2 separate regions of the Homo sapiens genome follow, and region 1 is linked to region 2. Evidence: chromatin loops called from intact Hi-C (ENCODE). Cell type or tissue: Caco-2. All regions are shown on one strand. Each heading gives the region's core, and the rest is flanking DNA. Links, peaks and the distances in the headings are about the cores only. Region 1 has its middle 500 kb from the start of ARL4A. Region 2 has its middle 570 kb from the start of ARL4A.

Region 1 (15,697 bases), core at 6,517-9,016, 78 kb after region 2:
GTCCACCTCTGGATTAGTAGCTGTGCCTGGGACAGAGAGGAGATGGATGCCTCTAATTGTCTAGGCAATGTTAGATTAACTGGGGGTCTTTTGTTTGACAACTCCACCAGATTTACCCAGATAAGTAAAAGGGTGTTCTTAAAAAGAAGGAATGTTTCCTACAAAAGCAGGTGGTGATGCCAGTGCCTAAAGACAAAGTGAAGAGCAAAGATTGAATTTACCCTTTTGTTCAGAGAGCAGCATTAACCAGACTGGTTATCCTGGGACTTTGCCAAGACTCCCTGATGGGTAGCATCAAATTGGCATACTGTACCCTGCTATAAAAATGTACAACTTTGATGTGCTTTGACACTCAATTGAATTAGTGTACTTAGACTTTCATTTATTTTGCTACTTCTTATATATTCTTATATATTCAATTCTAATAACATTCTAGGGATGATATTTTAGTCAGAAGTATTATATTTTAATGCATGCATATGGAGGGATTAAAAAGGCTTTAATAAGTCTGGTGACAAATGCATCTAAGTTTTAGAGCATGTTATGCTTACTAAAAATGAACTATTCGGCCAGGTGAGGTGGCTCATGCCTATAATCTCAGCACTTTGGGAAGCCGAGGTGGGCAGATCACGAGGTCAGGAGATTGAGACCATCCTGGCCAACACAGTGAAACCCCATCTCTACTAAAAATACAAATAATTAGCCGGGTGTGGTGGCGTGCGCCTGTAGTCCCAGCTACTCGGGAGGCTGAGGCAGGAGAATCACTTGAAGCTGGGGGCAGAGGTTGCAGTGAGCTGAGATTGTGCCACTGCACTCCAGCCTGGGCAACAGAGCGAGACTCCGTCCAAAAAAAAAATGAAGTATTCAATTAAAAATTTCAACCACTTGGTCCAAATGATGCATTAATTCCAAGGTCAGTGTAAGAAGGTGATGATTAGAAAACCCTTAGAGAATCTGTTGATATTTAGAAATTTATCGTTATTTGAAAAACTTGTAATAAATTCAACAAATATTAACTATTTAACAAAAACAAGACATTACTAGTAAGTTGTCAAAAGAATTCTCCTGCTGGCCTTTTCTAGCAGGCTGGTTAATTATTAGGACAAAATGGTTCACCTAATTGACAAATTTATCTCATTTGGTTAAGTTGGGGTATCCCTGAGGTAATATGGATCATGTGTATTAATACTTGAAACGTATTTATTCAAATACTGGTGTTTTATTTACTTGTTGTTTGACTTTAGGCATAAATCTAACTTTGTGAACATTGTTTTGTCCTTCTATGTGGCAGGAATAATAATAGAACCATATATGTTACCCTGAGGATGAAGCGTGATTATAAGTTAGTACATAGAAGTATGACTGATTCTCCTCAATTCACATAGCTTAGGCTGCACAGGTGGATTCATGAAGCCAAGATACAAGGCATTTTGAAACATGAAGAACTAACAGAACTTTTAAAAACCCAATTACTATTTGAAAATCAATTTACATTTTAAATAATACCTTTCTGTCTGAATTACACTTTAATATTTTTCTCTTTCTATTATCTAGCCAATACAAACTAACCCAAAAAGTTTTTACTCCAACAGTGCTTATAACAGGTGGTCAGGATTTTACCTCCCACATGGCTCTAAATGTAACCAATACTTCTCCAACAGCAGCAGTGAAAGCATGTTATTTTTTACTACGTGAGCCTTGTAAAATTTTGAAAATGCAACAAACTGTTTCTTCAACAGAAAATTAAATCTAAATATAATACCCTTATTGAATTTCCTTGGAAACAACTAAATATAAAGACACTGATTTTTCCACATTCTAACTTTATCATATCAAAATGAGTCCACTTCCAAGTTTGCAAATATGTCACTGATGACATCGTAAAATATTTCTGAAATAGTAAGATAGACATTCTGAATCTATTTTTTCTTTGCTCTAAGAAGCATATTAGCTAGCAATTACTAGTTTCCATGAGTAAATCCTTTCTTGAAATCAGTCATAAATTCAGTAAGTTAATTCTACCAATGTAAGAGTAGACTAAAACAAAACACGATCTCTATTAAATATTGGGAATTTAAAAATGTCTTTTCACCTTTAAACATAAAGTTTTGTCTCCATAGTGGAGAACAAGAGAAAGACGCGAAGAAAGTGACTGTCAGGATGTTGAATCTAAGTATCCTGAGGCTTTGCTGAGTTTTTTGTTGTAATTAGAGGTCCTCTGTCCCACTTTCTCACATTCATGAAGTCTTCCAAAAAGATATATGTGCAAGGAACAAGTTGAGACAAATGTACAAATATTTTTATCATCAACTGAGATGTTGGTCCTGAGAATCAATATAATTTCCAAGCAAATACAACTAGACTGAAATGAAAATCAGTGGAATCTCATATTTAAAAAGAAGGTGGTCCCAGTTCAACTTGCTAAGCTAGTTGCACAGAATTCCAAGAGAGAATTACAGTATTTGAAAGAAACAGTGAAGTTCAAAAAGAGTTTAAAAAAAAAAAAATCCAACAGCCCACTGCCAAAGAACGCTGATTTTAAGTTTTCTGTTTGTTACACTAACAATCTCATTGTCAAACATGTTGGATCTGGATTGAACCCATCTCTAGTAACGCATCTCTTACTTGAGAGTAGAGAAAAGACATTTGAGCATTTCATAGTGAAAAAAGTCTGCTTTGACAGTAATTATTTTGCTAAGTAGTTCAGAATAACAACTAGGTCTAAATCATCAACCAAGGGAAGAATATAAAATTTCTGCTCATAAAATTTGCAAATGTTTCTATGAATTGTGTGGAAATAAATGACATGAGAATGTTTCTTCCTTAGAGGTTTCAATTAATGTGTTTTGATGTTTCCTCTAAGACATCAAGAAATAACTCAGGAAAATATTTTTCTTACATTTTTCTCAGTTCTTTATATGGACTCTCCACTCAGCTGAGAAATCTTCTTTCATCTATGTTGCATGTTAGAGTATGTTCATGTATAATGGAGACCACAATGAGCAGAATTCCCTGGCTTCCACATTGATGAATATCAATAAATAAACATGTACTGTTTAAACCTACTGGGATTTTAGAATTGTTACTCTGCATAACCTAGCCTATTGTGACTGATATACAGAGAGAAACAAAGAATACAAAAAAAGTAAAGTCCAATTACCACAGGCTAACATGTTCTGCATTTTTTCACCCCACATAAAATTGAACCACGTTAACCCCTCTCAATAAATCCCTTGATCCTAGAGAGAAATTAAATTTTTGCAAAATATAGGGAAACAAACCTTGAAGAACTTTTTATTCTATTCAAATAAAACCAGAGGGATCTTATCAAGATGCCCAGTTGGAGTATGAGTTTCTTCATTACTATTTGAAACCAGGGCTTTGCTCATCTGGAACTGATCTAACCTTTTAAGCATATCCAAAGTTACATTACGCAAACTGCAAGCCTAATGTGTTTCAATTTTCCAAAGTTCCATACAGACAAAAGGAAACACAAGAAAATCACAGTCCAACACCATGAATTATAGAAAACACAAGCGCATCCCAGAATCAACTGTGATGACTGCAGCATGACTCTCTACAGTCCAATTCAACCATTACAGAAAATTCCAAGCTAAAATAGTGTGTCCCCAAACTACTTGTAGTTAGCATAAATCTGGGCTGCCTCTAGGTCTATCTTAAGATAGCATTTTCTTAAAGAATAACACCATTTTGGCATCTTTTTTCTTAAAATGTTATGAAATGAGAGAAACTATAAATACACTGTGCACTAATATTTTATCAGTCTCATAATTCTATACACAGTTTAGATTCTAGTCTACAGCAACACATAGTTCTGTTACTGATTATAACAGAGACAGTGCTTTTTTTTCTTTTCTTAGAAATGAAGAGAAAAAAATAAGGTAAAGGAAAAATCCTCCTGAATTCAGCCTTGCCATGTGACAGTTAAATTAGGCCACTTATCCAAAGTTCATCCTTGTTCACAGGGACAGATATTATATCTGTGGTCCTAGGATTTTCATAACTGGGGAGATAAAAATAAGGCATTACTATTAAACATTCTTTCTTATAGAGCATCACTGAAATACCTTAGTCATTTTGCTATACTCTGACTTTATACACATATGCAAAATGAGCAATATACACATGGAAACACACACATGTGCTCTTGCATAAGAGTTCAGATATCACTGCTTATATAAAGAACAAACCTACATCAGTATCAGACAAGCATGTGGTTGAAGATCTTAGCGAAATTGTAGAGCCAAATTTAGGAATTTGTGTGTCCTACCAACCATTTCTCTCAATGCTGAATGAAATTGCAAAAAGTAGTCAGATAAAGATAAAGACCACCACAGTCATGTAATCTTTTGTAGCCAGTTCCATAACATCTAAAAGTATCTTACCATCAACAAATAAACAAATGAAAACCCAGTAACCTTCACACTGGAGTTTGTCATGCTTTCCGCTAAACAATTTTCAGAACTAGATCCGCACCAGCCAGAGAAAGTTGTGAAGGCAAAGTAATTTCCTGTGAGATTTTGATCACTAAATTGTGGCTGCCCCTAACTTTTGAGAGTCCCTTCTGTTCATTCCTCATGGAATATTAGCCAACAAACCTTTAATTGGCAAAGGAACTCTTAAAATAAAGCAGGCATTTTTTTTCACACAAGATTTCACTCCCGAAACATACCCATCTGCATTCACATTCGATGTGCCAATCAGTGGCAGACACCAGCCCTGCCTTCAAGCTGGAGAGAGATAGAATTGCCCAGGATTTTGAGTGACACCCAGATGCTAAACGGGTGAAGATAATAATTGGCACAATAGCTAAGCCTGTCCCATTACATCTATCCCCTTTGTGGCCGCCACAGGAAGTTATAAACACAGAATAAACAAATACTTCTTCACTATAGTTGGTACCTGGTCAACAACCCCCATAAGAAACATTCCTGGTGAACCGGTTTGGGCCAGGTTATGGTTAACAATAGTCTCCAAATATTTTTAATATTAACAGACAACTGATGATTTATTTGTTAGGGTGTCCATGACTTATTTTATTCTTTACCATTTCCTTCACATTTTTCCCAAATAAGATAGCAAAAACATTAAAAAATTCATTTTTCCAACTGTGATTTAAATTCCCACATTTGATATCTGAGACAGTCATGAAGTAGTTTAAGCAAAATAACAGATGGCAGTAATTTAATTTAGCTCAGTTATTTGTAGACATAATTCTCAAATTTGAAAGCATGGTGGTTAAACTCCACAGTTACTCTGCAGAAAATTTTGAGACAAAATCATTATTAATACTAAGATCTGCTAATAGGAACAACTACCACCCTTTTCCACCTCCCCAAAAAAGTTTGATTTATACCCTTGCATGTAAGCACAGTTAACACTAGACTTAAGTTATTCCGCTTTTAGAAAGCACTAGAAATGATACATTTTCCTAATAGGTTTGAATGAGTTCTCACATTTTTTTCATGCATTGGATGTGACAAACCAGCCACCCTAATGTACTATAGCACTAAAGTAGTGCTTCAAATTAAACCATTGAACATATATGTTTTTAGTAACATGTAAAAGGATTTATGACTTATGGTAATGGATACATATTTCTTGAGGTAGTTCATCGAATCGAGATTTCTAATAAATCTTCTGATATAAAACTTTTTATTTTTATTTTTTTGGTGAGATGGAGCCTCACTCTGTCACCCAGGCTAGAGTGGCACGATCTCAGCTCACTGCAACCTCCACCTCCTGGGTTCACTGACAATTTAGAATGTTAAATATTAAGCTGTATTTGTGGGAATATCAGTCTTGTTAATTGCATCCCAGCATATTATGCCTCCAAATGAAATTTTGTATTTATCATAAATATATTAATTTTTTTCAGCAAAGCATTATCAATTCTATGGTAGGCTATATTATAAAATTATAACTAAATATAAAAATGTATATTAAAATATAATTAGTACATATTAATGTATTATGAAAATGAAATAAATGTCTTAGGTGATATTTTCTCTAAAATTCAAACCCATGACAATTTTCAAAAATGTTTTTACTTGATCCTATTCAATAGTAACCCTAATCTTGGAAGACATTCTGCAGAATTTCTACTTAAGAACATTGAATTCAAAATAGATATAGCTGACATCATGTGACATGTATGTTCATGTTGTTTGTGTGTATGTGTGCTTATGCAAGTTGGTTTGTGAAAGTGACTTATATTTGTCTTTATCTAATATTCTCTAGGGTTAAGACAAAAAATGGAACCAAAACTGCCTATGGTATTAATTCTCTTATACTGATTTGATTTATACATTTTAAAAATAAATCAGTGTATAGTCAATTAACAAGACTGATATTCCCACAAATACAGCTTAATATTTAACATTCTACCTAAATTACTGTCTCCCCTTCATAATACTTGTCATTATTGTCAAACCCTGTATGTTATTATTTTCTTTTATTTTTATTAAGGTGTATACTGTGTTTTGATATACATAATGAAATGATTAGCACAGTCATGTGGTAGATGATTTGACAGTTTTTAGATTCCACATATAAGTGAGAGATCATGCAGCATTTTTGTGTGTGGTTTATTTCACTTAGCATAATGTCCTCCAGGTTCATCCACATTGTCCCAAATGACAGTATCTTTTTCTTTTCTTTTCTTTTCTTTTAGACAGAGTCTTCCTTTGTTGCCCAGGCTGCAGTACAGTGGTGCAATCTCAGATCACTGCATCCTCTGCCTCCTGGGTTGAAGCAATTCTCCCATCTGAGCCTCCTGAGTAGCTGGGATTACAAGCGCACACCACCACACCCAGCTAGTTTTTGTATTTTTAGTAGAGATGGGGTTTCGCCATGTTGCCCAGGCTGGTCTCAAACTCTTGGCCTCAAGTGATTTGCCTGTCTCAGGCCCCCAAGCGCTGGGATTACAGGTGTGAGCCACCACACCCAGCCTCATCTTTTTTTAAAGTAGAATATTTCATTTATATATAAACCATGATTTTAAACTGATTCATCCATTGATGGACACTTAGGTTGTTTCCATACCTTGGCTATTGTAAACCACACTGCAATGATCATGAAAGCAGTTATCTCTATGAGGTGCTAATTTAATTTCGTTTGGGTTTACTGGGTCATATAGAAGAATTTGAATTCTTTGAGCACTCTCCATGCTGTTTTCCATAATGGCTGTACCAATTTATATTCCCACCAACAGTGCACAAGTGATTCACATCCTTGCCAACACTGGCTACCTTTAGTCTTTTTGATCAACAGCCATTCTAACAGGTATGAGGTGATATCTCATTGTGATTTTAACTTGCATTTTTCTAATGAGAAGTGATGTTAAGTACCTTTTCATATAACCGTTGGCCATTTGCATGTCTTCTTTGAAAAAGTGTCTACTCAGGTCCTTTGTTCATTTTTAGATTGCGTTGGTTTTCTTTTGTTGTTGTTTGCTATTAAGTTATATAAGTTCCTCATGTATTTTGGATGGGAATCTATTAGATTTATGTATTTTAAAATAAAATGGAGCTCTAATGATGGTCTGAGTTGTGCAAAGGGTTGTAGTAATGAAGAATGAGATGGAAGCATCTGAAAGCTAACAGAAAACATTTTAAAATTTTGTAAACTTAGATGAACATATTAGCCCCAATTGTAAATTTAAAAATTACATGAAAATGATAACGTATGTTTTAAAATGTCTTTGATAATATTTAACATTAATGATATATTAAGTAACTTAAGAAGTACTTAAGAAGAGGGCCTTATAAAACTATGTAAACTAGGGTAGGGTAATAATCATGTTCTTTGTTTTCTGTATTTTATGATCCTTTGACCTCTTGGGGGCCTTGTTGGTCAATGAGAACCTGCCCCTCCCAGGGCTACTTAATTCCCAGAGTTAGCAAACAACTCCCCTGTGAGCATGCCTTTCATATACAAACCAACAAATTCAAAGTCCATATTCTAACCACCTCCTTCATCTAACTCTCTTACACCAAGCCAATATTTCCTCTGCCCTAAGTCACCCCAGGGCCAGGTGCTGGACAACTGGAGCTCTCCCTGTAGTAAACTGTAAATTGTACTCAATAGTAAGTTGGGTAAACATAGGATAGGATAGTTGGGGAGAGTCCACTGAAGTTATTCCAACTATCCTATCCTATGTTTACTCAAATTTACCTTCCCTGCATTAGTTCGTTTTTACACTGCTATCCAGAACTACCTGAGACTGGGTAATTTATAAAGAAAGAGGTTTAATTGACTCACAGTTCCACATGGCTGGGGAGGTCTCAAGAAACCTACAATCATGGTAGAAGGTGAAGGGGAAGCAAGGCATGTCTTATATGGCAGCAGGAGAGAGAGAGGGGGATTGGGGGACCCACCACACACTTTTAAACCATCAGATCTCTTGAGAACTCACTATCACAAGAACAGCATGAGGGAAAATGCCCCCATGATCTCATCATGTCCCACCACGTCCCTCCCTTAACAGGTGGGGATTAGGATTTGAGATCGGATCCCTTTTGGGTGGGGACACAGAGCCAAACCATATCACTGCCTCATTCATGTCTTCTCATGGAAACCACAATAAAGGCTCTGGGCCATAATTTCCCTCACTCCTCTGCCTCCTGAATGACCCTGGGGCTTCCCCATGTGGCCCTGTATGGTGTGGCATGCCCCCTTTTCCTGGAGACTATGAGTAAGAAAATTCCCTTGAGTGGCATTAATCTCACTGGGTTTCAATCAGTCACCTCTATAAATTAAATCCTACTTACAGTCAAAACAGGTAGTAATACCAATTATAAATTATAAAAGAAATACAACTTATTTCTGCATTTGCTTCACTTCTAGTAATGATTCTGTTAATACAGTTTTTGTGCAAACTAACTTGTTAGTGTACCTCTCCTGATTAGTCTCTGAACTGTTCTTTTTCTTCTCACCAAGTTGTTTGTTGTTCCTGTTTCTTTCCTGCTACCTATTCATCTATACTTATTCCATATGCTTGCCATTCTGTGTGCCTTTTTTCTCATTTATGCTAATTTACTCAAATTCATATATTTACCTAGTCTGTGACTTCATGAGAATAAAACTAAATTAAAATTTTATCAAGCTTATCTTATACCCTGTGAAAAGTCAAAGTCTAAATGGTATGTTAGTTCAAAGCAATTTTATTCCATTGGACAACTGTCTATGCTTCTGTGAATTAGTCTCTAAGGCAGTCTTATAAGAATCAGAATTCTCATATTCAGGACATCATTGTGTGAATCAAATATTTAAACCTGTAGATATTATAAACCAAATATTTTCTTACTTGCTGTACTGTGTAACACTCTATTTGTCCATCATGTTTATTAGCGCACTTGAATCTCCCTTTTCCACTAGTTTGAAAGCCGTAGAATGGAGAGACTTCTGGTAAAGCCTAGCTGGGGCTTATAATCTGCCATCATCTTGTCCTGACTATGTACTCAGATACTGAACAAATTCAAAGTCAGGGGTTTACTTGGGGCACGTTTATCGGAGATGAGAAAATGCCCTTTGTGAAGACCTAAATATTTTAATGTCTTCTTTATAGCTACTTTCCATTTTCATTTCTCAGAATCAGGCAGATTGATAGAAACAAGAGTAATTTTGAAGAAAATGTCAGAATAACACACTGGGAAGATATAGGTATGTATTAGTAGAGTGTCTTTTCTTGGTTCATATAGATGTTAACTAGAGAGATTCTTGAAATGAATCTGGTTTATTGTAAGTTTGATTGCCTACACACCCCTAGCACATTCTATCACACAAATGACAGCTTATACTTAATAAAAGAGGCCACTTATTTAAAAGCTGATTATTCTGAGAAAATCCTTAACCCAATTCCCTGTTTAAATGAAAATAGAAGGACTAGACTTTTACAAATCGTCCAAGGAATGCATTTCTGCTTTCTAAAGAAGGGAGGGTGGGATGAATGTGACCCACCTTTCCTCACACATCTTCCCAATTTAGACCTAGAAATTAAGATGTATAAGTATCTATAATAAGTGTTTTCCCATGGGTATAAATGTTGTCCCAGAGACTATGAAGAGGGCAAAAAGAATGGCAACCCGACTCAAAGACAGGCAACCTCCATCCCTATGTTTTCCTATAGGGCTGCACACATTGCTCCATCCCTATGTTTTCCTATAGGGCTGCACACATTGCTCCATCCCTATGTTTTCCTATAGGGCTGCACACATTGCTCCATCCCTATGTTTTCCTATAGGGCTGCACACATTGCTCGCTCTTGGAGCAAGGTTATGTTGTTGGCATTCAGAGAATATGCCCACAAATAATTATCCAAGGAATGGCGCAGTTTTTTTTTTCTTTTAGAGGGTAAGATAATAGATTTTTATCCCCTGCTGTAATTATGAAGTGTCTTTCCTCATGCTATTTCTAAGCTTAGTCGAAAAAGATTTTAATATGACTTGACTTTGATAACAATGATAAACTGTCTACTGATAAAATTTATTAATATCTATCTTGCTTTATTAGTGGAATGATACTAGCATAAAAATCTAAAAATTTTCTTGTTATAGGTGGATAGTATATTTTTCTCATTTTTTTAAAGAAACGAAGTTTTATTCCTACATTAATAACATATGATAAATATAAAACATTATTGCTGAGTGTGGTGGCTCACGCCTGTAATCCCAGCACTTTGGGAGGCTGAAGCAGGCGGATCACCTGAGGTCAGGAGTTCGAGACCAGCCTGGCCAACATGGGGAAACCCCGTCTGTATTAAAAATACCAAAAAAAAAAAAAAAAAGAAATTAGCTGGGCGTGGTGACAGGCACCTGTAATCCCAGCTACTTGGGAAGCTGAGGCCAGAGAATCGCTTGAATCTGGGAGGCAGAGGTTGCAGTGAGGCGCGACTGCGCCATTGCACTCCAGCCTGGGCGACAATAGCGAGACTCCATCTCAAAACAAACAAACAACAACAACAAAAAAAAACACAAAAAAACCATTATTGAGATGTTTTCCTCTTTTGGACCAAATCTTCAAAATCCAGTGTGTACTTTATACTAACAGTGCATTTCAGTTCAGACTAGCTGTAAAGTGCTCACTCACCATACGTGGATAGCATAGCTAGCTCTGTAGAGTTACAAAATTCTATTGGAAGAATTCATTTAGAATTATATATGGATAAGATGACAGCAAAAATGAAAAAAAGGGGTGGGGGGCTGGGGCAGGGATAGCATTAGGAGAAATACCTAATGTAAATGATGAGCTGATGGGTGCAGCAAAGCAACATGGCACATGCATAGTTATGTATCAAACCTGCACGTTGTGCCCATGTACCCCAGAAATTAAAATATAATAAAAAGAAGAATTAAGTACATTTCTTGTAGATTTTGCTTATGAAGGTAAGTTTATCATTTACATTATATTATAATATTGGGAGCTTTTAAAAATTTTCCCACATTCATCTTTTAGAGTACTTAATACCTCTTAGTTAAATCTAGGAGGAATTCAATTATGTGTAATAATCAGTATAGATAAGTTGCCATCTACTAGGTGCTTTCCATTGCCAGCCTGAATCTTGGTACCTTGAACACCAGTCTCTACAATTTTGCAATAAGGTGCTAATTGGATCAGTTTCATAAATTAAATATTCCATTCCTGATCTTTCCACCCACAGTTAACCCAAACTCGAGATTTGTTCTCAGTAAGCCAAAATTTTTCCTTCTCTGCGATCCTGGAGTATAACTGGCCTGCCATTCTTGAGAGGAAATTCTTAGTAGTGATAATTGGTTGCGTTTCTCCTTCAAAAGCCATGGCTCATTAATCCCCATCAAAGCAGCCTGAGCAAAGTCATTTCTACTCAGCAGCAGATTCAGGCTGATCCAATGCACAGGCTAAGCTGGCAGCTGCTCAACTGAGATTTGAAGGATCCAAGAAGCCCTCTCTGGCTCCTGGTTCTCTCGTTTTAAAAAACAAACAAACAAAATCCCTGTTATTCACCACATTGGCATGCTCTACTAGATCCAGATTTTACTGAAAAGGCAAACATGGGAAAACATATTCACCTGACTAGTATTCAGCATAGTCCACATCCTGAATGATAAAAAAATTAATTTTTGATTAGGGAAGAAATTAAAGAGAATTCATGCCTTCTTGTGATGATGTTGCAATTAAGGACAGTGATAGACAAGGAGACTTGGGAGCACACTGGTGACCTGGGATAGGTATGGGGACACAAAAGGGAGTCACCAAGAAGAAAAAAAATTTGAAAGAAATACATGAAGGAATAGCATTATTTCATAATTTTCTAATAGATCTGAAGTTGGAGATGTTTTGAATACATTTATTTGCTTTATTGATCTTTCTACTTTATAAACTAGTAAGCTAGATTCTGATATTCCTAAAAGAGAACTTATCAAAGAAATAAATAAGGTAATTTTTATTACACATTCAAAAAGTGAAATAACTAAATTTACTTTAACCTTGTGTTACTTTGCTAGTGAAGTAGCCAAATACTTTGCTATCTAAAAAATTAGATATTTCTTTCCTCTGCAACTTTCATAGAAAAAAATCTATTTTTCTTCAAGGAGATACTGAATGCCCCGCTTCTGAAAAATGTTCAGAGTCCTCTCTTAAGGTATAATTTGAATGTGTCAGAAACTATAATTTGTTCCAGAGAACTAAGCGAGAGGGTCTATTGTGAGATTTTAAATATATTCTTAATGGTTTCTAAATCCTCTTGTGAACTACATTAGTGTGAAATGTTATTTATTTAATCTAATAGAGCCATTACTCACAAAAGGAAACGTACAACTCCATCTCCTCAGAGAACAAGAAAGAGCTTCTAGGGTAAAGAAGAGAACAGAGCTGTTATTTATGAGTACAGATTAAAAAAAAACTGAATGAGTTGAACTTCCTCTCTCATGCCTACACTCGGAAAATGGAATCCACAGCAGAATTAGTTACCCAAATTCCTTTTCACAGTGTGCCTTTCCAGTGAACTCTCCTCTTCAGAAACTCCACAGCTGCTCACACAAATTAATTTTGCAATGAGGTTTTCTAGGAAAGTGTTGAACTGCAACCCAGGCTGCTTTGGATTCCTTTCTTTTTCGCTTACACAAGAGGCACTGTCCACGAGTGATGATATGTGGGCTCTAGAGGTATGTCCATGAATTTGAACACGCTGCTCAAAAGAGAGCATAATTTATGGGGTAAGAGCATAGTGATGATTTATTTTGCTTCTGTAAGGGAGTTATTATACATATGGAGGTGGTTGTACAACAGAAGGTAAAATCTACACAAAGTAAGATGACACAGTAGTTAAACCTGTGCTATGAAATCTGATAGGTGCAAATTCTAACTTGGCCACTTGCTAGCTGGATGAGAGCAACCATCATTATTCTCAGGCTGTTTTGTGTATCAGTGTATGTGATTGCCACAGTAACCCTTAAAACTATTATTATTCTTCATTTCAATGCAGAAACTGAGGCATAGGGAATGTAACTGTCCCACGTCTGGGAAATGGTGAAGCCTGGTTTAAATGGGAGCTGGTTACTGCAGAACATGGGCTCTTAGCAAAAATGCGGCTCAAGCAACAGACTTCTTACTCATTTTTTAGTTATTTAACCTCTCTTTTCTGTTTCCTCATCTGTAAAACGGAAATAAGTATATGACCTGCCTCATGGAATTAAACAAGATCATGAATGTAATAAATTGAGCACAATGCTGGACACTCAGCAAACAGTAAATTAGCTTTATCAAACGCTTACCTTTCTTACAGTCAGTCTCTAGAGAACAATATATCTCTAAATGTTAATTAGACAAGACAGTTAAATCTGTTTATTGGCCCAGACCTTCAGAGCATCTCACCTTAACACAGTTGATGAGTGTCTCAAGCAAGTGTCATCTGACATTGCAACTGTCAACTGTTATCATTGCAGCTGATGGTGAAACTGTAAACAGGCTATGTGGAATGACTAATAATGTGACGAAGAATAAATCCATGCTCACAAGCATGGTCTAAAGCCCTTTAACAGGTGGAATGATTGCTGGGACTTAATATCTCTCCTATCTCAATCTTACTGAAAGGCGGATATTCAAAGCGACCTAGATCTTACACTAGGTGGCAATGTTAAAATATGCTGGGCTAAGTCAATAATCTGACCACATGCATTCTAGTGAGTGGGCTGACAAGACTGCATAGAGAGTTCTGTGCACCTGCTCTTCTGCTGCAGACAAATAATATGCAGCAGGGAAAAGAAGTTGACCTAAAAATACACCATGAGAAGTCATTATCGGCATAAATCCCAAGAAGTATTTAGTGAAAGACACTGGGTTTTACAGTGGGTTTTCCTATTATAAATGATTTTGGGGAAAAAGTGCCAAGACCTAATATATGTGTATATAAAATATGGTTCTAAATAAAATGTGATCATTAAATAAGAATACAGTTATAAATTAAGGTATTACTATGAAGTATCAGTCTTAAAAAAACAATATCATACTACTTTGAAGGAAAAGAAATAAAATTTAGATTAATAACAATGTCATTACTAGCAAAAGGTCAATGGTAATTTTATCAAGCAAAGAAAACATTATTCCCTTCTCTTATATAGTTGATTTTTTCCTGAAACACTGCATTTAGCAAACAGGAATAATTTGGAGAGAAATAATATTGTAAAAGATATAAATTCTGATGACAACCATACAATTTTCTAATTAATAGTCCTGCCTGAATCTTTTCTGAAGAAAGATTCTTAGATTCTCATTTTAAAAACCACATACCAAAATGATAAATAGGAAAGACACCAATTATACTCACACATTAACCAGATGCAAACAAGAAGTAATGTTAAAATGCATTAGTCACCATATACCATGAACACAATTTTGTAATGACTGATTACTCAATAACTGGCTTGCAGATTTCCAGTAGCTACAAATATTTGACCATATTAGCATGTTCCATTAGTACCATTTTTTGAAAGTACATTTTATGACCTACCTGACATGGGAAAAATCTTGAAATGTGTTTAATTAGAGAATATTCAAAGAAAATAATAAGAACATATCAATCTAACACCAAAAATGTAAGTTAAATGTAAGTTCTGGGCCATTAAACAAAATTTGATAGAAAAAAAATTTTCATCACACTTTCTCAATACTCCCTGTGCATTGACCCTTTGTTGTGGATATACACATTTTTCACACATTAAATTCGTGTTTAAGCCATCTAGCAATACAGGATGCCAACAACCAATAATTTCACCATAGGCAATGGATGGAAAATTTGCATAAGTAGATGTGTCACAAAGAATCACTTTTATAGATACATTACAAACATAGGGAGATCAGGGCCCACTGTCCTAGAGGAAGTGTGCACAGATATTGTTCTTTTTGCAGAGATTTAACAAAAGTACCTTTTTCTTTTCTGTGTGATATGGTTTGGCTCTGTCTCCACCCAAATCTCACCTTGAATTGTAGTTCCCATAATCCCCATATGTCTTGGGAGGGACCTGGGGGTGAAGTAACTGAATCATGGGGGTGCCCCCATGCTATTCTCATGGTACTAAGTTCTCATGAGATCTGATGGTTTTATAAGGGTCTTCCCCCTTTGCTTGGTTCTCATTCTTCTCTCTCCTGCCACCATGTGAGGAAGGACGTATTTGCTTCCCTTTTCATCATTATTGTAAGT
Region 2 (15,697 bases), core at 6,014-8,513:
GAATCCAACTTACAAGGGATGTGAAGGACCTCTTCAAGGAGAACTACAAACCACTGCTCAAGGAAATAAAAGAGGATACAAACAAATGGAAGAACATTCCATGCTCATGGGTAGGAAGAATCAATATCGTGAAAATGGCCATACTGTCCAAGGTAATTTATAGATTCAATGCCATCCCCATCAAGCTACCAATGACTTTCTTCACAGAATTGGAAAAAACTACTTTAAAGTTCCCATGGAACCAAAAGAGAGCCCACATTGCCAAGTCAATCCTAAGCCAAAAGAACAAAGCTGGAGGCATCACGCGACCTGACTTCGAACTATGCTACAAGGCTACAGTAACCAAAACAGCATGCTACTGGTACCAAAACAGAGATATAGATCAACGGAACAGAACAGAGCCCTCAGAAATAATGCCACATATCTGCAACCATCTGATCTTTGACAAACCTGACAAAAACAAGCAATGGGGAAAGGATTCCCTATTTAATAAACGGTGCTGGGAAAACTGGCGTGCCATATGTACAAAGCTGAAACTGGATCCCTTCCTTACACCTTATACAAAAATTAATTCAAGATGGATTAAAGACTTAAACGTTAGACCTAAAACCGTAACAACCCTAGAAGAAAACCTAGGCATTACCATTCAGGACATAGGCATGGGCAAGGACTTCATGTCTAAAACACCAAAAGCAATGGCAACAAAAGCCAAAATTGACAAATGGGATCTGATTAAACTAAAGAGCTTCTGCACAGCAAAAGAAACTACCATCAGAGTGAATGGGCAACCTACAAAATGGGAGAAAATTTTTGCAACCTACTCATCTGACAAAGGGCTAATATCCAGAATCTACAATGAACTCAAAGAAATTTACAAGAAAAAAACAAACAACCCCATCAAAAAGTGGGTGAAGGATATGAACAGACACTTCTCAAAAGAAGACATTTATGCAGCCAACAGACACATGAAAAAATGCTCATCATCACTGGCCATCAGAGAAATGCAAATCAAAACCACAATGAGATACCATCTCACACCAGTTAGAATGGCGATCATTAAGAAGTCAGGAAACAACAGGTGCTGGAGAGGATGTGGAGAAATAGGAACACTTTGACACTGTTGAAGGGACTGTAAACTAGTTCAACCATTGTGGAAGTCAGTGTGGCGATTCCTCAGGGATCTAGAACTAGAAATACCATTTGACCCAGCCATCCCATTACTGGGTATTACCCAAAGGATTATAAATGATGCTGCTATGAAGACGCATGCACACGTATGTTTATTGCGGCACTATTCACAACAGCAAAGACTTGGAACCAACCCAAATGTCCAACAACGATAGACTGGATTAAGGAAATGTGGCACATATACACCATGGAATACTATGCAGCCATAAAAAAGGAAGAGTTCATGTCCTTTGTAGGGACATGCATGAAACCGGAAACCATCATTCTCAGCAAACTATCGCAAGGACAAAGAACCAAACACCGCATGTTCTCACTCATAGGTGGGAATTGAACAGTGAGAACACATGGACACGGGAAGGGGAACATCACACTCCAGGGACGGTTGTGGGGTGGGGGGAGGGGGGAGGGATAGCCTTAGGAGATATATCTAATGCTAAATGACGAGTTAATGGGTGTAGCACACCAACATGGCACAGGTATACGTATGTAAGAAACCTGCACATTGTGCACATGTACCCTAAAACTTAAAGTATAATAATAATAATAACAAAAATAAAAAAAATAATTACCACTAAAAAAAATGATGGATTCAGAACTTCCAAGGTCTACGGAGTAAAGAAAGAAAATAGCAAGTTAGAAATATTAAAAGAAAATTATCTAGAGCTGAAAACAGATATATATCTTCTATCAAACTAAGTGACTTACAAGATGAATTTTAGCAATAGATTTACATCTGGACATATCATTTTGAAAGCATAAAGATAATGTTAAAAGCTGCAGAGAAGTAAAATTAAGAAATGAGAGGAAAGGTTATCTCCAAAAGAATGAAAATCAGATTTACACGAGATTTCTCACAAGAAGAGTGAGAAAATAATTATATTTAAAGCTGTGAGATAAAACAATTTTAACTTAAGTCTGTACTCAACCAAAGGAAAATTTAAGTGCGAGGGGAAAAGGGCATTTTGTGATAATGGTAAATCTTAAACTGGTCCTATGCACTGCCTGTCCAGGTGTTTTTTAATCCCTTTTCTTGGAAAATGGTAGTTTTACACATCTTTTTTTCTTCTCATATATAATGACTCTTTCCCACGCTGCCCCCACATTCACTGCCTTTATGCTGTGGCTTGCTTCATGGATTTCATTGAGAAACTAGAGGCAGTGAAATGAAATTTCCGTATTCTCCTATAATTCATTCAACCATCTTTTCTACATGCGTCAGGCTCCTCTTAAAATAAACATTCCCATTCTCTCAAAGGCTACAAGCATTTTTCTTATGCCCTATATCTCTATTTCTCTTGTTATCCCAACAATATGGTTCTTGTCAATATTCCTTTTTTCTTCTACAACTTCATTATATCACTTTATAGCAGATGTTTCCACTTAAATATGTTCCAATACCCCTCAGCGAACCATAGCTACCACCTTACTTCCTGTTTCCCTTCATGGCATGTGTTGTCTATAGTCACTGTGTCCTTTCTCACCATCACAATTTACTCTACTTCCCAATGCAATGAACCTCCATTCTGGCCAACCACAAAAATGGTCTTTTGTTGTTGTTGTTGTTGTTGTTGTTGTTGTTTCAGCTGTCACCCAGGCTAGAGCGCAGTGATATGATCAATAGCTCACTGCATCCTTGAACTCCTAGCACAGGGATTCTCCTGCCTCAGCTGCCCAAGTAGTTGGGACTACCACAATGTCTGGCTATTTTTAATTTTAATTTTTTTTTTTTTAAGAGAGATGGGTCTGCCTATGTTGCCCAAGCTGGTCTCAAATTCCTGGCATTGAGTAATCCTCCCACCTTGGCCTCCCAGAATGCTAAGATTATAGGTATGAGCCATTTTCTCACCTTCCACCCCCAACACCCTTTTTTTAGTTCTGTAAAATAATGAAGGTCGTTTTTCTTCACGGTGGATTCTGTGTCATATTCCTGGTTCTCCACTTTGCCTGGCTCTTTCTTTTTAGTCCCTTTTCTGGGTTTCCTCGTGGTGTCCACCTCTAAGTGTTCAGATCTTAGACCTGAGCTCCCTTTTCCTTCCACACTCTTCTGTCTCCCTGCAAAATGGTTCCCCCTGTTTCACCAGGCACCTGCCTATTGCCTGCTTACGATTTCATTCTGAGCTAAAATATCTCTTCTTCAAAAAAGCCTTTCTAACCACTCAATATCTCTTGTATCATATTGTTTTGTTTTCTTCATAGCAGTTACCACTATCAGACTTATCAAATTATGGTGTTTCCCATCTCTCTAGAATAAATTTAAAAAGCATGAATGAAAGAAATGAACTCATTTGTAGCATTCACCACCAAATCTCAAGTACAAACAACAGTGTCTGGTAAGTAGTAAGCTTATAATCTGTAAATGAATTGCAAAATATGTTGATAAATAATTAATATATAAAGATCACCTTTCATTTTGAAAAAAGACAAATATCTTAGAAAGTTGGAAAGTTATCACAATTAAATGCAAATAATATTTAAACATATGAAAATATTCTCAGCTTTATTAGTAACTGGAGAATACAAATTAGGTCTATAATATTTATTGCTTTGAATATTTTTAAAATATTAATAACGGCAACATAAACTTCAGGAAAGGCAAATTGACAGCATCAATCAAAATTCAAACTTCATGTATTCTTAGCATTGTTCCTATAAAGCTATCATGATTCCAACATACACAGAGATTTATGTACCAGGATGCTCACTGCAGAAAAAAAAGGAAATAATCTAAATATGTATTCATAGAAACAGGTGGATCCCTTTCCATCTCTCTCTCTATCCCTCTCTCTCTCTCTGGATAGTTATCTAAGACATCATTTAAAAATGATCATAGAGAGTCACAGATGCATAGATGTATAGGTTATTTTGAAGTTTAAAACACATTTATTAATTTGTATGTTATTTGTTTTGTATGTTAGAGGTCTGATGGTATAATGATTGGTTTCTCTGTTCAAGGTATGTTGACTGAGTCCTTATCCAAAGGCTTTAGTGAAAAATCTGCTTCCAAGGTCATTTTTTGGTTGGAGGAATTCAGTTCCTGTGGTTGAGTGACAGAAGTTTTCTTCTTCTTGCTGCCTGACAGCTCAGGGCTCTACCAGCTCCTACAGACCATCTGAATTCCTTGCCATGTGGCCCCATCCCTCTTTCAAGCTAGCAGTGGCATCTCAAATTCTCCTTTTATTAGAATCTCTGATTTCCCCTTGTTACCAGCAAGAGTGAGCTCTCTGCCATTAAAGGGTCATGTGGTTATGGCAGGCCCACTCAGATAATATGCCTAATTTAAGCTGACCTGACTCAGAACCTTAAGTACATCTGAAAAATCCTTTTGCAGCAAACTGAGATTAGTCTTTAAGTGGGAGAAGTAGGGGCCAGGGAACATGGGGAGCCATCTTAGAATTCCATCTGCCACACTGAGACTTAAAGAAGTTATGTAATTTGCCGAAGGTAGAACAGGGATGTAAAATCTAAATACAGTATTTTATAATATCTTGATTTACACTATATGGCATATATATATATAATGTTTTATAAAATTTACAATAATAAGCTAAGTGTAATGTTGCATTTCCTATTGTATGTGGCCAGGTAATACACAGAGTTCTGTAACCTAAAAATTCTTTACTTGTGATATTTTCATTCACTTAAATTCATGTTTTTTTGAGGAATACGAAGGGAAACAAAAAGTTAGAAACTTGGATGTATTTAGTACCTGTTATGTGGTCTAAATATTCCATATACCTATGAAAATGACATGTCTATACTCTGGCAAAGTGCCAGATATTTTTAAAACTTCTGAAATTAACAACTATATAGCATATTGACTCAATAAATTTAAAGCAGTATTGATATTAGGAGATGATTTACTTCTATCATCAAAGATGATGTTCTCTCCAAAAGAAAAATGAAATAAATACGATTTGACCTCAGTTGTTTCTTGAACAATTACACATCACTGACATCTTATATATTTCCCTGGATTTTTATTAAAATCAAATAATATGTATGAAAATGCATTGGTAAAACACTTAGTCTTTCAATATAAAGCATTGGCATATTGATTATACTTCCGTATTACCTGTATAATTTCTGCCGGTAAGCTAGGCATCATTGGAAACAGTAGCTGTTAATTTAATGTACTCCTTGCTGATTATTTATAGTTCTGTAGGCCTGAAAGGTTTCACTAAACTTAGCGGATATGCCTGGCAGCTGGTGCAATTTTTGGGGTGAAGTATTTACTTACATTGGCAAGGTGTATGTAATACATGTTTTTAAAAAAAGTAAAAATTACTCAAGAGGCAGCAACAAATGCGATAGTTGAAACAAACTATGTTAACATGTAATGACATGTATTATGGAAATGTACAGAAAACGAATACAAGGAAAAAAAGTGTACTGCAAACCTCTTACCTCTGAGAAGGAGAGAGGCTGTCCTTGTGTGTATCTGTGTGTATGTGCTTGTGTGTATATAGGTGTGTGTCTGAAAGTAGGGAGATAGCAAAAGAAAATTCACATTTTACTCTATCTGCCTCTACAATGTTTGAATCATATACATACAGAAAGTCTTCACTTAACATTGTCAGTTGGTTTTTGGAAACTGGCTTTAAGAGAAATTATGTATAACAAAACCATCTTTTTCCTCATCAACATTATGACAAAATGACTTGAAGGAAATGAAGTTATTTAAGAACCTGCTGTAAGTTGTTTTGTTTAAAGTCATAGTTTCCAAGAATCTATTGACAACATTAAGGAAGGACTTACTATACAAGAGATTGTGATAATGTATAAAAGGTAAGGTTTAAAAGGGAAAATAAATTATATTAAAAACGTAAAATATGGTTACAGGAGTCACTGTGATAATGGTTTTTAAATGGTGCTACTGGAAAGCAAACAAGAGGGTCCCTAATCTAGTGTGAGTTCAGGGAAATGGCTTCCATAAAACAAGTGACATTATCATTAAATAATTGCATTACTCAAAGAGTAGATCTTGGGATATAAAAATATAAATCTAGACAGAAATTGGGAATTTGAAGTCATCAGCATATATTGATACAAATTGGAGTTATCAAATACAATGTTCTCAGCGCAGAAAAATGGACACAATGAGACTTCTAAGGGACAAAAACATTTAAGGGTTGGGTAATGGAATACGACCAAGAGAGGGAGGCTGAGAATGAGTACCAAGATAAGCAGGAACAAAATCTGAAAAGTATGGATTCTAGGAAACTAAAGAATGTCTGGAGAAAAAGAGAATGACTAAGAATTTCAAATATTGCCCAGTGGTTATGCAAGATAAGTATTAAAATGCGTTCACTGATTATCTAACAAAGAAGCCAATGGGGAATGTTGGGGGGCAAAGCATTTTCTGTGGATTCTTATCTGAATATGGACTGAGGTGGGTTATTAAATCCATCTGAATAGAGAACGTGGAGGAGGTAAGTGTAGGTCTTCTTTTAAGAAGCTTGACGATAAAGGGAAAAGCAGGGGAAAAGAGAAGAGGTTGGACCTGGCAGTTAAAGGTTTTGGCTGATTGGTGGGTGCTTTTCTGCTACAGTTGTTTTGATAGTGGTTGTTTTCAATTTTTTCAATGTTTTATGATGCTGGAGAGTTGTGCATATTTAAATCCTGATAGGGAGAAGCCAGAAATTAGAATAGGTCATTGATATAGGACAGAGAGAAGAATGGACGAAGGACAAAGCGTGGATGGAGATTATCCTCTAATGGGTCTCTAATATGAATAAAAGGAATAGAGGAAGAATTGACTGCTTTTTAGTTCGTAAGTAGAAAGTGGAGGTAGTTTTTGGCTGAAATAATATATTTTACATATGTTGTCTCTAGTATTCACAGTACCATATCTAGGGTGGGACACATTTTATAGATCAGAAGAAAAGGATTTAGCCAGCAATTGATCACTGTAACATACAAGGACAGATACTATAAGGAAGTGAGTGCATTATGTACTCGCAGCTTTGTGCTTATCTACTTTTTATTTAGGTCAAAACACTGCTTTGTTTCAATGCATAAAGTATACTTAATTTCTAAATTATAATAGCAGACATGCTTCTTTAAAAATAACGTTTTTGTTTTTCATTCTCCCACTAGGTGTCAGGACAACACTACAGACGGTAATGGTCTGAAATCTGTCAGGACACTTGTTACTAGAAACCAAAAATAACTGAATGAATGAATAGAGAAATAATAGATTTATATTTTTCCTGTACAGTTGTTCTCTCCTCCAGCTATTCTCACATGTTTAGGAACTGTCATTAATAAGTACACAGTGTCCAAGGAATCTTTCTCTTCTAAAAACTGTGGAGCCTTGGGGAAGAGAAATAGGTTTTATTGAGAGAGAACTAGTAACAGCTCTGTGCTGATGATTCCTTGAGAGAAAATGTCAGTAGAGCATAGGAATGTTAATTTAGTGTGGACTACTATTAAGTATCTCAAAATCTTGACTTATTGAAAAGGCCATGGAATCAATAACCTCATTTCTCCCGGCTACATCTCATTATGCCCAAGGAAGCAAGGCAGAACCTACTGTCACCAGAACATACTACATTATTCCAGTAAAACAAGGGTTGCAAATGAGACATGACCAGAATTGTGAAAAGAACTCCTTTGTCATTCACTAGCTCCAGGATCCAGGGCAAACATTTAATTTCTCTAAACCTCATCTGTGAAAGGTTGAAATATGTTTTGTCCCTTTCTTAGGGCTATTTTTGTGTAGCCCCACATTTAAGGGAGTTAACTCAGTGAATGTCACTTCTCAGTCCTTCCGAATGCTGCAGGGCCTAGAATATCTCCATGCCTAAGGAAATCTAAATCAAGATTTTCTCCATTAGAATCTTATCTTCGGTGCCTAAAGTTTTCAGATCAATTTTGCTTGAGGGAAGCTGCTGGGCGGGCATTCTCAGGAGAAGATAAAGTCAACCAGCAGTGTGATTTCAGTCACAGACCCCTCTTCTTGAATGGAGTCCTCTTTGATCTTTTGCTGTGGACTACATTGTGCCAGGAAGTGTGGGTAAAACATAAAAAAACATCGTGCTTGGGACTCTTCTCCTGAAAAGGCTTTACCAGGAGCAGAAAGCTGACATTTGAGTCACAAGTACCTTCTCTCTAATCAGACTGACTGGTACTGGATTCCAGCCCCATCACTTAGAAATGACATGACTTTGAAGAAATCGCTTACTCTTTTTAACTTTGGATCCCCCTTGTATTATTACTTCAATCTATAAAATCGTGGTAATAATAAAACCAACCTAAACATTTTTTCTAAGTAATAAATGAACTAATACTTTTAAAGAGTCGAGAGTTCGAGACCAGCCTGACCAACATGGTGAAACCCCATTTCTACTAAAAATACAAAATTAGCTCGGCATAGTGGCAGGCTACTGTAATCCCAGCTACTTGGGAGGCTGAGGCAGGAGAATAGCTTGATCTCATGAGGCAGAGAATGCTGTGAGCCGAGATAGTACCATCACACTCCAGCCTGGGCAATAGGAGCGAAACTCTGTCTCAAAAAAAAAAAAAAAAAAAAATGCTGAGTCCGGTGGCTCATGTCTGTAATCCCAGCACTTTGGGAGGCCGAGGCGGGAGGATCACCTGAGGTCAGGAGTTTGAGACCAGCCTGGCCAACATGGTGAAACCCCGTCTCTACTAAAAATATAAAATTAGCTGGGGGTGGTGCCATGCGCCTGTAATCCCAGCTACAGGCTGGGATACAGGAGGCTGAGGGAGGAGAATCGCTTGAACCCGGGAGGCAGAGGTTGCAGTGAGCTGAGATCCCGCCACTGCAGTCCAGCCTGAGCAACAAGAGCAAAACTCTGTCTAGATAGATGGATGGATGGATGGATGGATGGATGGATAGGTAGGTAGATAGATAGATAGATAGATAGATAGTAAGTACAGAACAATGCTTTAGCAACTAGAGGATCTCCCACCATTGTCAGAAAAGAACTAGCTCGGGTAAGTTCGGATATATTTTGAAAATCAGAACTTTCACCATTGATAGCTAAGTATAAACTGCATCTGTTAAAAATTATTCTCTTAACATAAAACAAATTAGAGCCAGAGTAAAAGGTACAAATATCATATTGTACATATCATACTTCTCAACATTATACCAGAATCTGAAATTTTAAAATCTAATATTCTGAAAACAAATTAGAGCCATACCACTCTGAGCAGTTCTGCTCAAATGACAGGCATGAGAAAGATTATAATTGTTGGCACTCCACACACACGGTTTTATTTAGAAAGTGTTTCTCCTTAGTGAGCAGCAGGCATTTATGCAGCACCTATATAGAAATTACCAGTGAAATGGGAGGTGTAACTTAGAAATGAATATGGCAATATGAGTGCCAGGCAAGTACCTTTACTAAACAATGCATTTCTAGGTTCTAGGCACATGTGGCCCAAGCACACTTGGAACTTATACAAGCTCTTTTTTTTTCTCTTCTTTTTTTTAAACTAACAAATAGAAACTGTATATGTTTATGGTATACAACATGATATTTTACATATTGTGGAATGATTAAATGAAGCTAATTATCATATCCATCACTTCATACACTTATTCTGAGAACATTTAAGATCTCCTCTTTTTCCAGTTTTCAAGTGTATAAACATTACTATTAAGTATAGTCATGATATTGTACAACAGATCTCCAGAACTTATCTGGAATCGGAAATTCTGTAAACTCTCTATTTAGACTTTTAGTTAACATATATCTGCCATTATAAAGAATTGTTTGGTCCTATTGTATGTAACAAGGGCTGTCACAGGCCACTGTCATAAGACAAGTTCCCTAGAAGCAGAGCCTGAGACAGATTCTTGTGCAAGGAATGTTTGACTGAGGGAGTGCTCTTAGGAGAAACCTGTAAGGAAGCAAATGAAGAACAACAGGGTAGGGGAAGCAACTAAATAAAATCTATTTCAACCTGATCTCACAGGGAATTGTGAAGGGAAAGTACCCATAAATTTGTTCCCTCAGTTAGGTCACTGACTATGTTCTATCCCCAAGGGATCTGCACAACTCCACAGGAGTCTCTGAGCCTCTAGTCAGCTGAGTGAATTCACCTACAAAAGTGAAGCTGTGAACCATGAGCAGACAAGGCTCACAGCAGCTACAGTACTCCCAAGACTTCACTAGCCTGGGAAAGGAAACTGGGCTGGGCACAAACAGTATCTACTGGCCATCACACTACACAGACATTACCAGATAACATGGACAAATTTAGTCATGAGTGAATGACAGCTCTACTGCTCTTCATTCTAATTTCCATTGTCTGCTTTCTAGTATCATCTTTGTGATACTTGGACTTTTATCTGCATTATAATATTAACTTATTTTACTTGCGTATAATTTAGTTGCTTATAATTTACTAAATTATAAGCAGGTAAAATAACAGTTAATATTATAATGCAGATAATAATAATATAATTTGCTTCTTTGAGAAGCAAAATAAACATTATTTTTTCAGGGCACAAGGTGACTATTAAGTATAGAGAAGCTTATGATAAATTTTTAAAATAATAATAAATGCAATTAACTAGGAGGATACAATTAGATGTCTCTATTTAACATTTAATTATAATAGATATACCCAATCAAGACAGCCAACGCTAACTAGCTGATGCAGTAGGCTCCTTGAAAGTGAAGAAGGGACAGGAAACCATCTACATTGTTTAATAAAGGAAACATCATGTTTAACACCACTGGTGAGGCTGATGATACCATCTGCTTTCTAACTCTTCCACTTTTGTCTTTCACTTGTTTCTTTTCAACCGTATCTACCACTTTTTCAGTTGAAATGGCATAGTATTGGCCGGGTGCAGTGGCTCACGCCTGTAATCCTAGCACTTTGGGAGGCTGAGGGAGGTGGATCACCTGAGGTCAGGAGTTCGAGACCAGCATGGCCAATATGGCAAAACCCCATCTCTACTAAAAATACAAAAATTAGCCAGGCATGGTGGCAGGTGCCAGTAATCCCAGCTATTTGGGAGGCTGAGGCAGGAGAGTCACTTGAACCCGGGAGGCGGAGGTTGCAGTGAGCCAAGATCACGCCACTTCACTCCAGCCTGGGCAAAACAGCAAGATTCTGTCTTAAAAAAAAAAAAAAGGCATAGTATTATATGAATATGGTAGAGAACACAATGATATACATTTATGTTTCTTCATGGGGCTGAAATACTCAACACATTTTTTTATTGGAAAAGTACATTGAGATATGTCTTTAGGGGCTGTGCTTCTCAAGACTCTTATTTCGAGATTTGACAATGAGTGCCTTAATATTGCACATGGACAGTCACTTATGGAGGAGATCAATACAAATGGTTCAGAAAATCTTGATACCACAGGAGAGAAGAAGGTAAAGATTCTCTATGGGTAATTTTAGAGTCTTGGTTGAGGGTGCCTAATACTCTTACCATTTATATATTTGTTTATGTTAAGTAATACTTTACGTTTGTGTATATGGGATTTTTAAGATGTATCCATCTTATTGTTAAGCAACACTTTGTTTAATATACAATTGAAATCTAGATAATTTTGGAAACATATATTAAAGTGGCAACTTTCACATACCATTTTGCTTGCTTGCTTGCTTTCCTGTCCCCTGCTAACAAATTATTATGCAATGTCTTATGCTTATTGAAGTTACAGGCATCGATATATTTCTGACAATTTGACACACTAACATGGAGAAAATGAGTTAAATGACATAGTGTCAGCTGTGAGTTTGTGATGAGATGCCTTCTCACATCTTCAAATAGTTTATACAAATTCTATATTTTCTACTAGCATGACTCTATAAAGATCTGATTGATATTCCTTATTTACAAACTGGCTGCATGTTTTCTTAAACTGATTAAAATACACAAGTATAATTTGAATATGGAGTTGACTTTGATTTCTTTTGCATTTATTTAATTGCCTTTGCAAAAAGGAAAATGTCAAATAAATGTGGGTGTAGAAAGAAAGGCACAGCCCCGCCCAAAATGTCCCCATACCAAAGCCAAGTTACTTGGTCCTATGGAAAATCAAATGAGGACACAGGCCTCCAGCACCTGTGTGGCTATTCACTAGTTGCCTACTTTACCTAAGGGAAGTTAAACACCTCCTTACATTTCAATTTAGTCATGTAACAATGAAAGTAATAATACCTTTACCTCAAATTGTTTTTGGCTTTAATGAGACAGGGATATAATAATGCTTGGTAAGGTAACTGTACGAATGTAAGGTAATGCTGTTATTTTATGAAGTGGGGAGACATGGATATATTAGGGGTTAATCAGGAGAGTGCCAGAGAAGAAGCCACGTGTTTCTCATAGGACTACATTCACCACTTCAGGCGCACTGAGTCACACACGCTTAGAAATAGGGTATTTTACTAACATTCCACAAAACCACACAGCCGGATTGAAGAAAAACTAATTGGAGAAGAGACTGTGGAATGTACTTGAAGGGATATGGATGCTGTTTTGTATTCAGGAGAGAACACTGTAAAGATCTTTTAAGCCTCCGAAGAATATTTGGGGATTATTTTCTTCTAGTACCTTAATTGTTTCCTTGAGAAGCAAAATAAACATTAATTTTTCTAGGACACAAGGTGACTATTAAGTATAGAGAAGCTTATGATAAATTTAAAAAAAATAATAAATGCAATTAACTAGGAGGATACAATTAGATATCTCTATTTAACATTTAATTATAATAGAAAATAATAATCCCATTATGATTGATTTTGGTTCCTGATTATGTTCTTGAAAGTCTCCCAGAAGCAGAGATGGCTATGAAAATATTTGTGAAAGTGCAGCCATAAAGAAAGTTAACATACAAAACAATAAATATACATTTATTTGGTTCACATACAGAAAACGAACACTGGGTCCACATTTGAGAAAGTTAGCTATAGAGAAATGCAACATTCCAAAGAACAAATCTATACAATGCATTAATATATTAATTGATACATAGAATATCAACGGTATCCATATATAATGCTATACATTAATATGTACCCAGGACTTTCTTTGTGCTAATCAATACTTATCTTTAAGGATATACAGTTATAAAGTCCTAGGGAAAATGGAGACATAAGCTAACATATTTTACCATATTACTGATATTTAAAAAGTAAAATATATACACACTGAGAAAAAAATATAAATACAGCACTTTAAAAAATTATCATAATCTAGCACATAATGCTTTCTTAATTAAAATTTTTTTAAATGTACAATTAGGTACATATAACTATAAAGTTACATATATAGCTAACCACCCATAAACAGCACATGTTTACAGGTGTGTGTGTGTGTGTGTGTACAAGTCAAATCAAAATCTGTTGCCCAATCAAAGGGAGTGCTATAGAAAAATATTAGATTATCTTATGCAACCTTTATTATTATCTTTTTATTACTGGACCTACAAGGCAAAATAAAACTGCAGCATTAGTTTTCCTTAAATATATTAATAAACTATCCAGAACTTTCATTTCTGTTTTCCTTTTTTCTTTTTTTTTTTTTGAGACGGAGTCTCACTGTAACCCAGGCTGGTATGAAATGGCATGCTCTTGGCTCACTGCAACCTTCGCCTTCTGGGTTCAAGCAATTCTCCTGCCTCAGCCTCCCAAGTAGCTGGGACTAAAGGCAGCTGCCACCACACTGGGCTAATTTTTGTATTTTTAGTAGAGATGGGGTTTCACTATGTTGGCCAGGCTGTTCTCAAACTCCTGAACTCGTGATCCGCCTGCCTTGGCTCGAACTCCTCAACTCGTGATCCACCCACCTTGGCCTCCCAAAGTGCTGGGATTACAGGCGTGAGCCACCATGCCCGACCAGAGCTTTCATTTCTTAAACGTCAAAAATTAGTTTTTAAATGTATGTACATGTTTCTTCATGACTCCTTCAGGAGACTTGGAGGCTTAATTTAGATGGTCATCCCAGTTTTTCCATGATTTTCTTATTAGTTTTAAGCAATTTGATTGTGAATGATTAAAGCAAACAACATTTAATTTTCTTACTACTTATATACCAAGAAGTCACAGGTATTAATTACAGTTATAAAAGTATCTTTTAAAATATGAATGGTGAGTGAGTATAAGAAATACTAGTACAGAAGTAAAAGGAAGAAAAAACACAAATATGAGAAGGGGGATATGAGGAAGTAAAATGCTAAGGCATTATTCTCAGTTGTGGCTCCAGATAAACAATTATTTAGAAACCTTTTAGGGTTTGAATGAATGCTAGTGTTATTGATGACAAAATAAAATAAAATAAGGAAAGTAGGACTAATAATATAATTTTAGCACTTCTAATTCTGTAAACTTTGTTGAGCTGACTCCTGAAAAAGTTGGGGTTAGGGGCACCAACCCACCTTACTCCTTAACCCCAGAGCTTACCCCCCAAAAAGGCAAAAATCTTTGTGTAACTTGACTCCCCAAAAATGCAACTACTAATAGCCTAGTATTATCCAGAAGCCTTACTGATAACATGGTTGAAGAACACATATTTTATATGTTATATGTATTCTACACTGTCTTCTTACATTAAGCTGAGAAAACAATATTAAGAAAGTCATAAGGAAGAGAAAATACACTTACAATGCTGTACTGTATTTATTGATATCTAAGTTTACATAATTTGTTTACAAGATGAATTGCCTAAAATGGTGGGAAACTGCAGCTGCAGACCTATCTAGGGTACATATCAAGTAATTCAACTTGTTTTTTAATGTCATTTTCTCTGCTTCTTGGGAGCACTTCCAGCAACACTAGTGGCACTTCATATGAGTCCCATGGTGTTATTTAAGGTTTATGGTATTACACTAAACACGATGAAAAACAGGCAATAGCCATGAGAGATAACTTTTTACTGTGACACGCAATTTACTGAAGAGACAAACTGCTCCGCACAAGTGTTTAGCATCACAGGGCATTTTAAGTAGATACTCCCGACACTTGAGCTCAGGGCAATAGCAATGGGAGGTGGCTGTGAAATTATTACAGTAATATAGTATTTACTATAGCTAATCTATGCAGTTATGATTTAATACTGCATCTTTACATTTGTTTACATTACTCTTGACTGTGAATGTCACTGTGTATGGTCTGTAAGTGTTTGTGGGGGTAATTTTTAAATAATGGATTTATGTATGTTTTATGGTAGTAAATGATAAAACAGACAAATATCTACATATATTTTATGCATTCATGATATACTTAACTTTTTCTTAATTCTTTTGAGATTTCTAGACTCCACAGCTCATCTGTGAGTTTTTTCAAATTGTCACAAATCTCCAAAATTTTTCCAATATATTTATTGAAAAAAAAATCTGTGCAGGTATATTCATTCAGTTCAAATCCATATTGTTGAAGGGTCAAATATATATATATATACAAGGAGATTTATCATACGTTATTGACTCACTTGACTATGGAGAGTGAGAAGTCCCACAATCAGCCATCTTCAGGCTAGAAACCCAGAAAAGCAAATGGAACAGTTGAAAGGCCC

The links. Peaks named below come from ENCODE experiments on the same cell type or tissue, not always from the same donor. Only the 100,000 strongest peaks of a DNase experiment are listed, where the experiment ranks them.
Region 1: it touches region 2 in a loop (3-fold over the local background); 3 of 110 quality-filtered maps call a loop at or near these places.

The regions. Positions count from the first base shown.
Region 1 is chr7:13,177,641-13,193,337 of GRCh38, reverse strand. No RefSeq gene overlaps it. Among named protein-coding and RNA genes, the nearest start is that of ARL4A, 500 kb to the right of the region's middle. In Caco-2, for the core only: no CTCF peak of the experiment used is centred there; a DNase peak (open chromatin) is centred at 8,027.
Region 2 is chr7:13,254,727-13,270,423 of GRCh38, reverse strand. No RefSeq gene overlaps it. Among named protein-coding and RNA genes, the nearest start is that of ARL4A, 570 kb to the right of the region's middle. In Caco-2, for the core only: a CTCF peak has its summit at 7,293 (motif pointing right); no DNase peak of the experiment used is centred there.